Linked DNA regions of Homo sapiens: region 1 is linked to region 2. The links are chromatin contacts, found by POLR2A ChIA-PET in ENCODE. All regions are on one chromosome and are shown on one strand. Each heading gives the region's core, a stretch centred on a gene start or an enhancer-like site at or near the end of the contact. The rest is flanking DNA. Distances are from core to core; before and after follow the strand shown. Region 1 overlaps DDX42 (DEAD-box helicase 42). Region 2 overlaps DCAF7 (DDB1 and CUL4 associated factor 7).

What was found. ChIA-PET counts read pairs that join two places held with the same protein, here RNA polymerase II (POLR2A).
Region 1: POLR2A ChIA-PET joins it to region 2 with 18 read pairs in OCI-LY7. The contact joins two enhancer-like sites. POLR2A ChIA-PET finds 5 or more read pairs at or near these places in 4 of 52 experiments (OCI-LY7, PC-9, Panc1 and 1 more).

What each region holds. Positions count from the first base shown.
Region 1 is chr17:63,784,453-63,787,578 of GRCh38, forward strand. It overlaps DDX42 (DEAD-box helicase 42), which reads left to right. Exons shown (of 18, transcript NM_203499.3): 2 at 2,582-2,818. The coding sequence starts at 2,598. Among named protein-coding and RNA genes, the nearest start is that of DDX42, 12 kb to the left of the region's middle. Within about 2 kb of position 1,264, at least 3 of the 41 ENCODE cell types and tissues checked have a DNase peak (open chromatin) inside an H3K27ac peak, as active enhancers do.
Region 2 is chr17:63,578,366-63,581,379 of GRCh38, forward strand. DCAF7 (DDB1 and CUL4 associated factor 7) reads left to right here. Exons shown (of 7, transcript NM_005828.5): 2 at 105-263; 3 at 972-1,083; 4 at 1,460-1,578. Among named protein-coding and RNA genes, the nearest start is that of TACO1, 21 kb to the right of the region's middle. Within about 2 kb of position 1,471, at least 2 of the 41 ENCODE cell types and tissues checked have a DNase peak (open chromatin) inside an H3K27ac peak, as active enhancers do.

The DNA of each region.
Region 1 (3,126 bases), core at 14-2,513, 210 kb after region 2:
GATACTTTTTCATAAATGTAAGTAGTAGTTAAAATTTTTAGGCCAGGCAAGGTGGTGTGAGTCATGTCTGTTAATTCCAGCACTTTGGGAGACTGAGGTGGGAGGACTGGTTGAGGCCAGGATTTCGAGACCAGCCTAGGCAACATAGTGAGACCACAAAAAATTAAAATAAAAACCCAGGCATGGTGGCTCATGTTTGTAGTTCCAGCTACTCAGGAGGCTGAGGTGGGAGGATCACTTGAGCCCAGGAGTTCATGGCTGCAGTGAGCTGCAATCAGACCACTGTAATGCAGCCTGGGTGACAGCAAGAACTTGTCTTAAAAAAAGATTTTTTTTTTTAACTCAGAATGCATTTTCCTTTGAGCAGTTGCATTTTAAAACTTGTTCCTAAGGAAATAATTGAAGGTATGCACAAAGATGTAGCTATAATGATGTGTTTTGCAACATTGTGTTACCAGTATTATACTGTCAAGTAGTGAAGAAATAGATATCTATTGACATTAAACAATATCACAGTATATCATTAGGTGAAGAAATCACTAAGACAATATGTACAGTATGGTTTCAATTTTTAATTTGTGTGTATATACACATATGCATACAAGTAGCAAAAAATAGAACAAAACTACATATCTGGGAGAGGAAATTTCAGGTAGTTTTAAATTTTGTTCTTTTTTGCTTTCTGCTTTTCTGTAAAACTTAGGTAAGTTGTATCATTAAAAAGGGTTTTGGGGGGCCAGGTGCAGGGGCTCATGCCTGTAATCCCAGCACTTTGGGAGGCTGAGGTGGGTGGATCACTTGAGGCCAGGAGTTCCAGACCAGCCCATCTCTACTAAAAATACAAAATATTAGCTGGATGTGGTGGTGCACACTTGTAATCCCAGCTACCCAGGAGGCTGAGGCATGAGAATCACTTGAACCCAGGCGACAGAGGTTGCAGCAAGCCGAGATTGGGCCACTGCACTCCAGCCTGGGTGACAGATCAAGGCTCTGTCTCAAAAAACAAAAAACAAAAAAATTTTTTTTGGGCCAGGTGCAGTGGCTCATGCCTGTAATCCCAGCACTTAGGGAGGCAGATGTGAGAGGGGGGGGTCTCTTGAGGCTAGAAGTTTGAGACCAGCCTGGACAACATCACAAGACCCTGTTCCTTAAAAAAAAAAAAAAAAGAAAGAAAAGGTTTTTGGAGCCAAGACTAATGTAAGGTATTGTTTGTAAATTGATTTTATGAATGCACAAGAAATTTCTTTGTAACTCTTAACCACAGGCTAACTGAATACTTCAGGCAACATGTCAGTGAATCATAGTTTCTTCCTGGATAGTGTTTCTATTGGGCAGTTGTTCAATAAATACATGGTTCATAGTACCTTTCCTGCAGACATGAATACATAGATACTGTCTACAAACAACTGATCTTTTAAGTTTTGATTCTTTGATTCTTCCAGATGTCATTACCAGAGGATAACCTCTAGTTTTCGGAGAGTCTTGGCTGATAGCAGCTCAGTCTTTCATATAAGGATGAAGATATTTAGTCTTTTCATATCTCCAGTGGCCTTGCACATATCAGATTCCCCAAAATATTTCTTTTTATGAGTATTTTTGTCAGCTTAATAAGATGTTAATTAGCAGGCAAATCCTTTTGGAGGGGATGATATTAAATACTGCATTCTGGTTTATACTGAGATCCCAATAAAATTAAAACAATTTCTTCAGTGTTTTAGAAAATATAATCATTTGTTGAGGCTAGCATGGTGTGTATCTGAAATACAATGTCAACTTTTGTGGGTTTTGTTTTTGTTTTTTTAAGAGACAGGATTTCACTATGTTGCCCAGGCTGGAATACAGTGGCTATTCACAGGCAGGATCATAGCACACTGTAACCTTGAACTCCTGGGCTCAAGCAGTTTACCTGCCTCAGCCTCCTGAATAGCTGGGCTGGAAATGAATCTCTTAATGAGATGGATTTTCTTTTCTTGTCTTTTCTTTTTTAATGTAAAAAGAGACAATCTCTGTCACCCAGGCTTGAGTGCAGTGGCGTGATCATAGCTCAGTGTAATCTGGAACTCCTGGGTTCAAGTAGTCTTCCTGCCTAAGCCTCCCAAGTAGTTGGCATTACTGGCCTGGGCCACTCTCCTGACTACAGTGTTATAGTTTTAATTGAGAAGCTAAAATTTAAAATAAAATTTTAGGTGGAGGTTGGAAGAGACATACAACTCAGTGGGGCTATATACTTCTTTTTTGTTTTTGAGACGGAGTCTCGCTGTGTCGCCCAGGCTGGAGTGCAGTGGCACGATCTCAGCTCACTGCAACCTCCGCCTCTCAGATTCAAGTGATTCTTATGCCTCAGCCTCCCAAGTAGCTGGGACCACAGGCATGTGCCACCACGCCCGGCCAATTTTTGTATTTTTAGTAGAGAAGGGTTTTCACCATATTGGCCAGGCTGGTCTTGAACTCCTGACCTCATGGTCCACCTGCCTTGGCCTCCCAAAGTGCTGGGATTACAGGCGTGACCCACCGCGCCCGGCCCTTGGGGCTATACACTTTTTTAAGTTTAATTTATATTTGTGTATCTTATTCCTAACAGGTCAGTCATTGGCACCATGAACTGGAATAAAGGTGGTCCTGGCACTAAGCGAGGATTTGGCTTTGGAGGTTTTGCCATCAGTGCTGGGAAAAAGGAGGAACCCAAACTCCCACAGCAGTCCCACAGTGCCTTTGGGGCAACCAGCTCTTCTTCTGGATTTGGAAAGTCAGCTCCACCACAGCTTCCTTCTTTCTACAAAATTGGATCTAAGCGGGCCAACTTTGATGAAGAAAATGCGTAAGTGGTAATTCCTGGTAGTGTAGCAAAGTTTGGACTTTGATATATTCATTCTATCAGCAGAAATTGAGGCAAAGAAACTTTGTTTCTCAAATAATAATGAATTCTTAAATTATGTGTCTCGCTGAATTCCATTGTTCCTAATAAGTTAAATTATCAGGTTTACTCATTTGTAAGGAATGTAATACCTGTGGTGTTACTTATACCTTTACTCATTCAGTGTTACGTCCTACTGGGCTGTTGCTCACTGTGGGATTAGAAGCCATTGAAACAGGCTGGGCGTGGTAGCTGGGCGTGGTGGCTCACAC
Region 2 (3,014 bases), core at 221-2,720:
AAACAAAAAACAAACAAAAAAAACCTCTGTCACTGACCAGGGATCTAATGTATTTGCTGTACTGCTCACAAATGCTTATGTGGCTCAACTTTGGTATGTTACAGGTTCAGCTTGTTGGTTTAGATGAGGAGAGTTCAGAGTTTATTTGCAGAAACACCTTTGACCACCCATACCCCACCACAAAGCTCATGTGGATCCCTGACACAAAAGGCGTCTATCCAGACCTACTGGCAACAAGCGGTGACTATCTCCGTGTGTGGAGGGTAAGCGGATGCTTTATTAGCAGCCAGACAAGTGGGCTTTCTCAGCCTCAGCTGTTAGCAGTGAAAAGTCACAGAACAGACAGGGGTCAGAGGCAGCGAGTGTCATTGCAGCACAGGAGAAGCAAGCGAAGCTTAAATGGACTGGCCTCGTTTGGCTCAGCAGATTTTCTAGTATATCAAGTCAAGATTCCATGAAGTCTGGCTGCTGGCTGCAGTCAGCTCAGTCAACCCGAGGTGATGATGACGGCCTTCAGTGGAGGTGGGAATACTTGGGAACTCATATTCTGTTTGCAGCCAAGGTATTTTTGAGTAAACTAAATGAAATACCAGGCCATTGATTCTGATAAAGTGTGTGAGTGGATCTTGGAGGCTTCCCTCCACCCTCAGCTGAGCTCATCAGCAGCAGCGTCCTCTGTAGCATGGGCGTGGCCTTAGTACACCTGTGCAGAGGTTCCAGGCTGGGCAAAGTGAGAAGACCTCTCCTCTAGGAAGGTGCAGGGATGAAAATGTAGAAAACAAAGCTGGGCAGAGGAGAAAGTATGGGAAAAAGTAGCATTCAGGGAGTCCTGGGTTTATTACTGTTTTTGATAAAAATGTTTTCCCCTCATGTCTTATGTTTGCTAAGATATTTTCTAAACAGGGATTTTTTAAAAGACTTTTTATGAGGATAAGACTGGCTGATTTTTTTTAAAATTCTTGTTCCTTCAGGTTGGTGAAACAGAGACCAGGCTGGAGTGTTTGCTAAACAATAATAAGAACTCTGATTTCTGTGCTCCCCTGACCTCCTTTGACTGGAATGAGGTGGATCCTTATCTTTTAGGTAAGGGAGTTAGGGAGTATGTATTTCAGCTGGAAGAAGCCAAAATAAATTTTCTCAGATGTCACACTGGGCCATACATCCTAGAACAAGGCTCAGTGGGAAGTAGGCTAGGCGTGGAATGTGGTTATTTATTAATTCCTTTGTGTGGGTGAGCTTTCCGTGTGTATAGATCTTGTCTCTCCAGTTAGAATCTAAGGTCCTACGGTGAGGACTGAAGACTTGACTGCCTCGGTGGCTCTGCCGGTAGCCCCCACCTTGTTTTCTGTAGTCTTTATGGTATGCTGCTCCCTGGGCTGAGCAGATGAGTAAACACAAGAGGGAAGCTTGCATGAGAACCTTGGTCCCGTCAGCCCTGACTTGCACTGGTTGTTTGCAGGTACCTCAAGCATTGATACGACATGCACCATCTGGGGGCTGGAGACAGGGCAGGTGTTAGGGCGAGTGAATCTCGTGTCTGGCCACGTGAAGACCCAGCTGATCGCCCATGACAAAGAGGTAAGATGCTTTTCCATTTCGTCTTTCCTCAAATGCTTCCTGTGCCTTCCGCACAGGAAGAGGTCAGCTTGTTCTCTCATTGTTCTGCAATTTATGTAGAAAATCATAACATAACATCTTCTTGTCTAAATTGACAATAGTAATGTATCAAAAACGGGAAAACAACACTATTGTAAACTAATGCTTTTTTTTGGCTAATGTAAATGACCTATTCTACGGTCTGTCATTGTTCTTTTCATGCCAGAGGTTGCTTTTTTTAAATAACAAAGTCTCTTATAGAGGAGCTGGGAACTGATGTGATTAAAAAATAACTTTAGAGTAATACTTATCTTGAAACAGATTAGATTTGGGGAGGAAAGAAGGGAGACAGGAAGAGAAAAAATTTTCTGAGAGACAAACGTAATTATTCATTTTTCTCTATAAATGTTTTACCAAATCCTAGTATGTTCACTTAATCTTTATACTTTCATTACTGTTGGCAGTGGAGGCAATGGAATATATTTTATTTTGATGGCGATGCTTCTGTGTTTATTGGGAAAACTGAGAAGAGCTATTTGTGATTGCTTTTTTTTTTTTTTTTTTTTTTTTTTTTGAGACAAAGTTTTCCTCTTGTTGCCCAGGCTGGAGTGCAATGGCGCAATCTGGGCTCACTGCATCCTCTGCCTTCTGGGTTCAAGCAATTCTCCTGCCTCAGCTTCCGGAGTAGCTGAGATTACAGGTGCCCGCAACCACCCCTGGCTAATTTTTGTATTTTTTAGCAGAGACAGGGTTTCACCATGTTGGCCAGGATTGTCTCGAACTCTCCTGACCTCAGGTGATCCACCCACCTTGGCCTCCCAAAGTGCTGGGATTACAGGCGTGAGCCACTGCGCCCGGCCAATTGCATTTTAATCAAAGCATTCTTCTCAGTGATTTTGGAAAATCCCCATAAGTCTTTTCCTCCTACAGCCATTGCATGCTCCTGGTACTCTCATCTCCTGTGGGTACTATTTCCTGTTCTTTTCTACCTTACCCTGCACAGCTAGGGGTATTAATATCTATACAGATAAAAGGAATGCCTTGATCTTAGGTCAGAAACTTGAGGTTGTCAACAGCATAGGAAGATGTGACCCAGGTTATCATTCTTAGTAAGGGGTTGTCTTTGGCTTTCTGTACTCCTGAAGGTAAGCCCTGTTACAAGACTTCTAGAGTTGACTGCTGCTAAACCAGGGGTCAAATGAAGAGTTTGTCCCACAGAGAGGACCAGTAAGGAACTTCTGGAAACCCTCTTGGCATCAAGTTGAACAAGCGGCTACATTTTAGTTATATGACAACTTAGCCTGCTGTTGTCTGTTAGGTCCAACCCAGAAAATGGGAACTACTCTTAAGTATTTGAACTGCAGGGATTTAATCCAGGGGCTGCTTATACAGAAGATGGTAAAGCTGAGAAGCCACAT